Linked DNA regions of Mus musculus: region 2 is linked to region 1. The links are chromatin contacts, found by Hi-C or POLR2A ChIA-PET in ENCODE. All regions are on one chromosome and are shown on one strand. The core of a region is the stretch at or near the end of the contact, and the rest is flanking DNA. Distances in the headings are between cores, read along the strand shown.

Region 1 (5,605 bases), core at 2,335-4,834:
TACCTCGCCCCAGCAACTGTTCTCAAGCTGGGAGGAAGATTCCATAGCCCCTAAAGGCAGAAGTGGCTGCAAGTTAGGCTGCTGCATGGGATGCGCCCTGGTTCTCCTGGAATTAATTTGCATAATATTTGATTTACTAATGATTTTTAAAACCAGAAAAACTCTTGGCCTTTTCCTTTCACAAACTAGCTGGGTGGGCTCTTTTCCAGAGGCTCTACTCTCTGTGCCCCATGTGTTTCCCAGAGGCTCCACTCTCTGTGCCCCATGTGTTTCCCTGAGGCTCCTCTCTCTGTGCCCCATGTGTTTCCCTGAGGCTCCACTCTTTTTGCCCCACATGTTCACTGTCACTGTGGAGAGCTGCATAAGTGAGAACTCTAATAACCACTCGACAATCAGTGTTTGGCTGTCTTGAAATCTCCTCTTCCAACAAAACTAGTCCAAAGCTTTTCAATTTAACCTCAGGCAAGTTTTTAGGAAAAGAGACGAAGCCACTCTTTTTGCTAAAACAAAACGGTGTCTAGCCCCGTTGCTAACATGGTTCCCTCTGAGATCTCTTGAGCTGGGCCTCTATAGTCTGTGTTCTCCTCATGGATGTTACCTTCCAAGTTCCTATCAGGATGGGTCATTAAACCCTGCTCATGGCATTTGACTGCTTTCCTAGCCCAAAGCCTTTCCTAGCCTAAAGTCTTCCACGTTCTTCCAAAAAACATTATAGTCAGGCTTGTCACAGTCATACCTGAATCTGGGTATCAACTTCTGTCTTAGTTACTTTTCTATTGCTAAGTTACCGTGACCAAGGCAACTTATAGAAGAAAGTGTTGATGAGGGGCTTACAGTTCCCACAGAATATTCAAATACATGGCCATTAGGAGCCATTTCCATTCAGCTACACCATAGCATCAAATTTGAGGAGGGAATGTCACAGAATCTTAACTGAGAGCTGGTTGAAGTCCAAGTGGCCCAGAGTTTCACCTGGTGTTCAGTGTGGGTGAAAAATACACAAATACTTAGGTTGTTTCTACATTTCTCAATCACTTTCTATATGCCACATACTACAGGAGGGTATTCACTCAAACCTTTGGAAAACACACTGATTGCCAGTTGTGTGGCAGGTACCATGCAAATTAAATGTAAAAGCTTGAGCAGTGAACAAGAAGATGGGATATTTACCATGGAGGAGACTTCTCTGGCATAGGATCTTATTATGTAGTCCAGACTGGCCTCAAATTCACAGCCTCAGTCTCCTGAATACTAGGGTGTGTGCGTGTGTGTTTGTGTGTATGACGTATATGCATGGTCTTGATACAGTTAGTTCAGACTAACTGTGAACTCGGGTCCCTCCTGCCTCAGTCTACCAAGTACTGAGATTATGGACCCTATCAGGCTTAGTTTCCGAATATACTTTGAGTGCTTCACAGGAACGAGAAACAGTGGTGAATTTTGGTCACCAGGGCTAACGTGAGTTTTATCTGTTAGAATTATTGATTGTAAAACTGAGCATTGACCTGCATGCCTGGAATCCCAGCACATGAGAGCAGAGGTAGGGGCATGCAAAGTTCAAGGTCATCTCTGTCTACATAGCAAGTTCTAGATCTTGTTCAAAAAATGCAAAGTACATCGAAAATGCATCAACTCATGGATCCCCTCAGACACAGGCAAACTAACACATTGGTCATCCCATTGCAAGGAAGAGAACCATTTAGTCGGGTTGTATAGGAAGCAGCTCTGAGATGGAGGTTAGCTTGCAGTAGGTGTTTAAGTGCCCCTAGGGGCTGGAGTGATTGCTCCGTGACTAAGGACACTGGCTGCTCTTCCACAGGACCCAGGTATGATTCCCAGCACCCACATGGTGGCTCACAACCATCTGTAACTCCAGTTCTAGGAGATCCAACACTCCTTCCTGGCTTCCAGGGGCACTGCGTGCATGTGTTACAGACATATGTGGAAACAAAACATCCATGTAAAATAAAATTAAAATAAAAAATAAAAAGAAGTGCTCTTGAGATTGCCGCAATTAAAGATGAGAAAAGTAAGCTAGGCTTGGTGGTGCCCACCTTCCCTCCCACACTCGAGGGCAGAGTTCTACCTGTTGGAGGATATCCTCATCTACACACGGAGTTTCAGTCCAGACAGAGGGACATAGTGAGACTTTATCTCAAAAGAAGAATGGGGAAGAGGACAACAGGAAGAAAAAGAAATTGATTGGGGTGGTGCACGCCAATCATCCCAAGGACCAGATGCTCTGAGGGAAAAAAGGCACAGGCTTAACACCGGCCTGGACTACACAGTGGGTTCCAGTCCTGCCTTGGCTACATAATGAGAGTTCATCTCAAAACCCAAACCAAACAAAGAAACAGAGAAAGAGAGAGGGATGAAGAGGGGAGAGAGGAGAGGTGGAGTGGGCGTTACAGGGGAGGAGCTACCATGTGATGGACGTCCTGGCATGAGTCTCAGCTGAACCGTGGAAGGCTCTTGGGCTGGCAGTAACCGAGTTGCCTTGAGTTTGGTGTTCCCAGACTTAGCAAATAAAAGCAGTCAGACCTGAACTTTTTTTTGTTTGTTTGTTTTGTTTTTGGAGACAAGGTTTCTCTGTGTAGCCCTGGCTGTCCTGGAACTCACTCTGTAGACCAGGCTGGCCTCAAACTCAGAAATCTGCCTGCCTCTGCCTCCCAAGTGATAGGATTAAAGGCGTGCACCACCATACCCGACAGACTTGAACTTTATATATAAACAGTGATGTATATATTTTTTAGCAAGTGCCCCTTGCTTTACAGCAACTTATATATTAACGTTTATCTGAAACGCAAATGAACTAAGCACCACGGGAGAAGTCTTGCAACAGCATGTGGGGGCCATGTTGGCCAGTGTCCGAATTCAGACTTCTGCAGTAGCTGGGCTTGACCTTGGAGGAACACATTCCTTTCCACAGAGGTAATTCTCATGCGGTCTGACAGCCTGCCAGCAGCCCACTCAGCCACTGAAGAAACAACTCCCTTGGGTCTTGATGGGGAACAAGGAGCATCTGTCGGGGTATCTGCTATAGAAGCTGACTCCTGATAACGTGCTTGCTGCTGTGTGCTTGAAGACTGGTTGCACAGCGCAGAATCGATGAGTGGGTCATAGCATCGGCGCCAAACCCACCATGAGAGCCGAGAAGCACGGGAAACATGCCATGATTACTGTGCAGTGGCAATCTGGTTGAGCTGCTGCTGTGGATACCGAGACCAGTTCACTGGCCAGTACACTCTCAACATACAATCACCATATTGAGTTACCTTGATTTGTTTGTTTGTTTGTTTGTTTGTTTTTCAGAGCTGAGGCCCAATCCCAGGGCCTCGCGATTGCTAAGCAAGCACTCTGAGCTAAATCCCCAACCCCAAGCACCCCCATATAGAGTACCGTACCTCCACTGTTACCAAGTCCTGGCATGGTCACTGTTTGGGTCACTGTGCACCTACCTTCTAGCTCTGCGGTGGCAAGAGATGTCTTGCTTCTTGCCTAGTTTCTCACACATTATTTTCCCCTGAAAGAATTAAAAGTCTACCTCAGGGCCTGGCCCTGACATCAGGAGCTGGTGATGCCTCTGAGAATATGTCTGAGTCATATTCCAGAATATGACCAACTCCAAGAATATGTCTGAGTCATATTCCATCTTTGACCAACTCCAAGATATGTAATGAAGAAGCTGAGCTGATGCTGTGGCTCAGTTGGTAGACTGATTGCCAAGCCTGAGTAAAACCCTGGGTTTGATTCTCCAGCACCACATTTAAAAAGCAGCCATGATGGCACATGTCTAAAATTCTAACAGGAGACAGGAGGGGATTCAAGGTCTTCCTCTGCATAAAACCATGAAAAGGTCTAGGCTATCCTGGGCTACATAAGATTTGTGTCAAAAAAGAAAAGAGAGAGAGAGAGAGAGAGAGAGAGAGAGAGAGAGAGAGAGAGGAAAGGAAAGAAAAGGAAAGGAAAGGAAAGGAAAGAAAGAGGAAAGGGAAGGGAAGGGAAGGGAAGGGAAGGGAAGGGAAGGGAAGGGAAGGGAAGGGAAGGGAAGGGGAAGGGAAGGGAAGGGAGAAGGAAACGTGCACAGAAGTCCCTAGTGAGGTCCGTGCAGCTATAACCCAGCACTTGGAAGGTGGAGGCCAGAAGAAGATCAAGGTCTTTATAGCTGACTTTGAAGCCAGCTTGGGCCACATAAGATCCTGTCTTGGAAAAGCAAAATGTTACTGTATCCTTTTAATGATTGATACTATTGCTTCTTTGGGTTTTGATTTTGTTTTGAAATAAAATCTCCTATGGTGCCCAGGCTGGATGTAGTTAGTTTTTCTGCCTCAGCTTCCCTAAGGACTGGGATTACAGCTCCACATCTGTAGCCAGAGATTTTCCTAGTCTGGGATCATAAATATCTGTTACATTTGTCTCCTAAAGGCATTTTGATTTTTAATCTTAGATTTACGATTTCTCCTCACTTCTGGGGGTCAAACTCAGGACCTGCACATGCTAGACAAACAACCCCCTTAGAGCAGGACTAGATTATTTCCACTTGCTGGGTTTTGAGACACAGCCTTTCTATGAGTCCAGGCTGCCCTTGAACTTGCCACCCCCCACCCCTGTGTCAGACACTTTAGAGCTAGGATTACAGGTCTGAGTCATGACACCCAGCGTGGATTAGAGTCTCCTGATGAGGCCGTCTCCTCCCTGAATTAATAAACAGAGATGCTTGGTCGACTGCCTTAAAATAGACTATATCTCAGGCATTACTAAAGAACAGTTCTTTAATTGGATCCCAGTCGGCCTGTGGGTTGTAAAACTAATCTCAACATGTTATTTATTAATTCTTTAGCAGTGAGACCTGGCATTGAAGCCTGCATGCTGCTGTTTTGCGAAGCTTTTCTTGTTCCCTTTATCTGAGAGCATATACTGGGCTGAAATACAAAGCCATATTTTTTTATTTTTTTTTTTTTACTGTAGAAGATCCATCCTCAGGGCTGGTGAGATGATTCAGCGGTTCAGAGCGCTGTCTGCTCTTCCAAAGGTCCTGAGTTCAAATCCCAGCAACCACATGGTGGCTCACAACCATCCATAATGAAATCTGAAGACAGCTACAGTGTACTTTCAAATAATAAATAAATAAATAAATAAATATTTTTTAAAAAATAAGATCCATCCTCTAGAACTGTAAAATTTTCCAAAGAAAGAATGAAATATAGATGTACTATGTAAATGTGTACTATAAATGAGTAAATGTCTTATCACAGCACAGCATGCCTACGCTGCAGAAGTGCATGGTTCCAAGAGGCAGAGGATCAGGGAATGCAAGACTCAAAATCCTAGCTAGCTCTGCCCTCCTCAGCTGAGTGGCAGAGTTGGACAAGATTGTTGTTATTGTGTGTGGGAGTTCAGGGGTTAGGGGTGGTGTCTTGCTCATTGCCATTACCCAGGCTCATCTCAAACTCATGAAGTCCCGTGACACTATATCCTCTGTGTATGGCTGCTGCTGCTTCTTCTTCTTCTTCTTCTTCTTCTTCTTCTTCTTCTTCTTCTTCTTCTTCTTCTTCTTCTTCTTCTGGGGGGTGGGTTTCCGAGACAGGGTTTTTCACTATGTAAC
Region 2 (5,263 bases), core at 2,758-5,257, 34 kb before region 1:
AGTAATCTACCTCTTTCCACCTCCTGAATGCTGGGATTAGAATTATAGGCACTAGCCACCACAGCAGCCTCTTAAAAATCTTTTTGATTCAGGTTCTTATGAGAATAGATAAATGTGATTTTTTTTTTCTCTCCAGTGACTGTCTAAGGCAGGACCAGCCAGGAGCACACAGGCTGCAGAAGTGGCAGAGCAGCTGGGACAGGGTCCTTCCTGCCTCCATCTGCACCCAGGAGGTCTACCAGGAGTGCTGACACAGGCTTACAGACTCACAAGAGGAACAAGCTCCAGCCAGAGACAGCAAGAACATCTAATACCAGAGATTGCCAAATGGCGAAAGGCAAATGTAAGAATCTTACCAACAGAAACCAAGACTACTTGGTATCATCAGAACCTAGTACTCCCACCACAGCAAGTCCTGGATACCCCAACACACCGGAAAATCAAGATTCAGATTTAATATAATATCTCATGATGCTGATAGAGGATTTTAAGAAGGACATAAATAACTCCCTTAAAGAAATACAGGAGAACACAGGTAAACAGGTAGATGTCCTTAAAGAAGAATAAAAAAAAAAAATCCCTTAAAGAATCACAGGAAAACACAACCAAACAGGTGAAGGAATTGAACAAGACCATCCAGGGTCTAAAAATGGAAGTAGAAACAATAGAGAAATCAAAAAGGGAGACAACTCTGGAGATAGAAACCCTAGGAAAGAAATCAGGAACCATAGATGCAAGCATCAGCAACAGAATACAAGAGATAGAACAGAGAATCTCAAGTGCAGAAGATACCACAAAAAAAAAAAAAAAAAAAAAAACCATTGACACAACAATCAAAGAGAATAGATAAATGTGCCCTCTATGCAGACTCTTTTGTGATTTGACTATTCCCTAGAACTGGATTTCAAGTTAAGAATCTTGTTGTAGGGGCTGGAGAAAGAACTCAGCAGTTAAGAGCACTAGCTGCTCTTCTAGAGGATCCAGGTTCAATTCCCAGCACCCATATGGCAGCTCACAGCTATCTATAACTCCAGGATCCAACACCCTCACACAGACATACATGCAGGCAAAACACCAATGCACATTTCATACATACATACATATATACATACACATATACAAAAATATATATTTTTAAAATCTCATGTTTTTTTGGTAAGAGGGCGGCTTATCTTTGGACAGTAGTTGTTTATTTGTTTTTGAGGCAGGGTCTTAGGTAGCCCAGACTAGCCTTGAACTTGCTGTGATGCAAGGTTAGCTTCCAGCTGACTGTTCTGCCTTCAGCTCTCAAGTGTACATCATCATGATTAGCCCTGAATCCTGTTTTTTAAAAATATAATTTTTTAGGACAAGTCTTGGTTGTTGTTGGTTTTCTGCTTTATTTGTATGTGTCTGTGAGGATGTCTACTACGTGTGTGAATGTATGTGATGTATCTGTGTCTGTATGAATGAATACCACATATGTGTGCTTATGTGCACAGCCATGGAAGCAGGCAGAGGAGCTGCATCTTGTGGAGTTAGTTGCAGGCAGTGGTGAGCCGCCCAGCATGGGTGCTGGGACTCGAACTCAGGTTCTCTAGAAGAGCAGCAAGTGCTTTTAACCGCTGAACCATCTCTCCAGCCTTTCGATTTTAGGCAATATTAAGAGAGACCCAGTGATGTTCTCTAACCCTCTCGCTTCACACATGTACGTATATTGTTGCCTTTGTCAGCATGTGTCAGTCATTACCCAAGGGGTGTGTGGTATAATTAATGAACCTACTTTGACACGTCATAATCACGGGAAGCCTGCAGCTTACATTAAAGCTTACTGTTGGTATTGCGTATTTTGTGGGTTTCCACATCTGTGTAGTGGTGTGCATCAGCTATTATGTTATCCCATAGAGCAGTGGCCCCGCAAAGCCTGTGTTCTTATCTGAAGTCTGGGTAGGTTTGTTTGTTTCTTTTGTTTTTATTTTTAAGAGATTTGTTTACTTTTATTTTAGGTGTATGGGTATTTTTGTACATGTATGTCAGTGCACGCTCACTGCATGCCTGGTACCTTCAAAGGCCACGAGAAGTCATGAGACCCCAGGACTGTAGTTACTGTTGGTTGTGATCCATCCCCACTCAAACCCAGGTCCTCTGAGAGAGCAGCCAGTCCAGCTGAGCCTCCTCTCCAGCTCCTGCTTGGTTGTTGTTGTTCTGTTTCTGATCAGGGTCTCACAATGCAATCCTGAAGCCTAGGCCACTCTGGGGCTCACAGCAATCTTCTCCACCCCACCCCCACCCCGTCTCACTCTTCATGTGGGGCTTGCAAGTGTGACACACCATGCCTAGTGGTATCTGAAGACTTTTCCTTCCCTTTTCTTTTTCGTGTGTGTGTGTGTGTGTGTGTGTGTGTGTGTGTGTGTGTGTGTGGTGTTGTTATTGGTGGTGATGGTTTGACACAAAGCCTTTCTCTATAGCCTAGGATGTGCCACCGTTTGGGGAGATTTAGAGACACCAATGCCCATCCCCCCTCAGACATTCTGATTTAATTGATGTGAGTGGAGTGGGCATAAAGGTCTTTTTTTTTTTTTAAGATTTATTTATTTTATTTATATGTGTACACTGTAGTTGTATTCAAATACACCAGAAGAGGGTATCAGATCTCATTACATGTGGTTGCTGGGAATTAAACTCAGGACCTCTGGAAGAGCAGTCAGTGTTCTTAACCACTGAGCCATCTCTCCAGCCCATAAAGGTTTTTAAAAAACATTTTAATTTACTGGTATTGTTTATCATCATCGTGTGTTTGTGTGTGTCTGTGTATCTGTGTGTGTCTGTGTATCTGTCTCTGTGTGTCTGTGTAGATGGGTAAGTTTGTGGAGGTTAATTTGTGCCTTTTACAGTGGGTTCTGGGGACTGAACTCAGGTTGTCAGGCTTGTACGATAAACACTTTAACCCACTTTGCCATCTCACCAGATCAGGCATCAGGATTTTAAAACTCTTTAAAATAGATCCAGGTGTGATGTTGCCCACCATTAGCCACACCCTGGAAGGCAGGGCAGGGCGATCCCTCTGAGTTAGGGGCCAGCATGATCTACATAGTGAGTGTGTCAGCACATCAATATAGAGAGATCCTGTCTCTAATAATCCTGTGCTGAGTATACAGCCCCATGGTATATACAAGTTCAGGTATACACGTAGTATACACAAGGTCCTGAACTTGAGCCCCAGCAAGCATGCACATGTGCGCACGCGACACACAGACACACTCACAGTTAACCAAGTGACTTCTGTGGGAGGCTACTTTTGAGGACCTCTGGGTTAGATTACTGTTGGCTGTAGAGATGATTATAACAGAATAGGAATAGAAAAGCAGACTCTCTAGGGACTAATTATAAGTTGTAGTTAACTGTGGAAGGGTATGATTGACCACCCAGGAGAGATCAAAGAGGATATAGCCATCAAATCCAAAGCCATAGACCCCAGAAGCTGAGGGAGAAACAGAATGTTCAGGAGGAGTGGTGGCCGTCATAGGAAATGGTAGCAGGCAGCCTGAGGTAGGGAGCAGGGAGCAGGGAGCAGGGAGCAGGGAGCAGGGAGCAGGGAGCAGGGAGCAGGGAGCAGGGAGCAGGGAGCAGGGAGCAGGGAGCAGGGAGCAGGGAGCAGGGAGCAGGGAGCAGGGAGCAGGCCCAGGTTTGATCATTGTGGATGACAAGGAGGCTGTCTGGCTTTGGAGATAGAACCCAGGTTCCAGAGGAGCTCCCTGGAGAAGAAAGCGAGGAAGCCAGAGCAGCCTAGAAGGAAGCTTGAGGTAAAAGCAAAGAATGCAGGACCTGAGGGGAGGAAGGGTGGAGGACGGAGGCTTGTTTTAGGCTGGAGTGGCATTATTGTAGTCTGAAGGGAAGGAAGGAGCCAGGCCAGAGGAAACCATCAAAAACACAGTGGAGGGAGGAGACCTTTGGCGGAGGGAGCCGGAGCTCTGGGACTGCCTGGCTGGGGCTTGCGAATCCTGGGTAAAAAAAACCTCTTCTGGATAGGATTAGGTATTCATTGCTTCCTTCTGTGAAGCAAGAACGAATGATACTCGTTTTCTGCCTGAGAAGGCACTCTGGGGTCATTGCTGAGATTGCACGGCAGCTTCCTGGAACTTTGCCTGCTTCTTTCCAAGTGAGACCATGTTGCCTTTCTGAGGCTCAGACAGGCGAGAAGCAGAGAGATGATGTATCTAAGGGCACCCTAATCCCACTCCCAGCCCAACTGTCACGAGAGAAAAACCTGGAATCTTGCTCTACCAGTCGGTGGCTGAGCACAATTTAAGAGTCTAGCTGCAGTTATAAACCCTATGGCTTCTTGTAAAGCGCCCCAGTCAGTTATTTATTTATTTTACATTTTTTCCTTTTAGACATGGTCTCATTTTGTAGTCCTGGCTGGCCTGGAGCTCACTATGTAGAGCATGCTGGTTTTGAGTTCACGGCCATCCACCTGAGTCTGCTTTCTGAGTACTGGGATTAGAGGGATGTGCTACCCCACCCATTATCGGTTTTCAATTTTAAGACCTGTTCTCCTGTAGCCGAGGCTGGTCTTGAACTCCTGCTAGAGTCCTATGTGCTTGCCTCCACCCAGAATCCCACCTGTCACTCTGCCCAGGGCTTTCTGTTTGTTTGTTTAATTTATTACATATATTAATAATATATAGCAGTGGGTTTCCTTATGACATTTTCATACATGTATATTATGTATTTTGCTTATGTTCACCACCACTACCCTCTCTTGTTCCACTCCAACTTCCACTGACTCCAGATCTACTTCCTCCTTCCAACAGGTCATCCTTCTACTTTCGTATGTCTGTGTATGTGTGTGTGTGTGTGTGTGTGTACACCTGCGTGAGAGAGAGAGTGTGTGTGTGTATTTGAGTATGTGTGCATGTGAGTATGTGTCTGAGTGTGTGTGTAAAAGTAGGCGTGTGTCTAAGAGTAGTTGTGTATGTGAGTGTGTGTATGAGTGTGAGTGTATAAAAGAGTGTGCCTACCAAGGTTATTTATAGAATATAGATGAAGGGCTATTTACAGAAGTGTGGGCAACTTACCCATAGCTATACCATGGAAGAAAAATCCTTTCTCCAAACAAATACCTATACTATCTACCTATAAATTCTCAGAGAAGGACTTCATCTCTGGTCCTTCTGAAAGAGTAGGACCCAAGCGCTCTCCCTTCCTCCCTCTCCCTTCCCCTTCCTGCCCTGCTTAGACAGAGTCTCACTATGTAGCTCTGGCTGTCCAGAAACTCATTCTG

What was found. A loop is a pair of places that touch in the nucleus more often than their neighbours do. ChIA-PET counts read pairs that join two places held with the same protein, here RNA polymerase II (POLR2A).
Region 2: POLR2A ChIA-PET joins it to region 1 with 12 read pairs in Patski. The contact joins the enhancer-like site here to the promoter of 2310043O21Rik in region 1. A Hi-C loop is called at or near these places in 2 of 37 maps with a recorded cell type or tissue (gastrocnemius and heart). POLR2A ChIA-PET finds 5 or more read pairs at or near these places in 1 of 5 experiments (Patski).

What each region holds. Positions count from the first base shown.
Region 1 is chr15:38,591,350-38,596,954 of GRCm38, forward strand. It overlaps 2310043O21Rik (RIKEN cDNA 2310043O21 gene), which reads right to left and starts at 3,585. Exons shown (of 3, transcript NR_045757.1): 1 at 3,459-3,585. All of the region lies in intron 2 of Gm41309 (a long non-coding RNA gene), which reads right to left.
Region 2 is chr15:38,556,752-38,562,014 of GRCm38, forward strand. The region is part of intron 2 of 2310043O21Rik (RIKEN cDNA 2310043O21 gene); the gene reads right to left. Among named protein-coding and RNA genes, the nearest start is that of 2310043O21Rik, 36 kb to the right of the region's middle. Within about 2 kb of position 4,008, at least 2 of the 3 ENCODE cell types and tissues checked have a DNase peak (open chromatin) inside an H3K27ac peak, as active enhancers do; they include gastrocnemius and heart, where a contact is called at or near this core.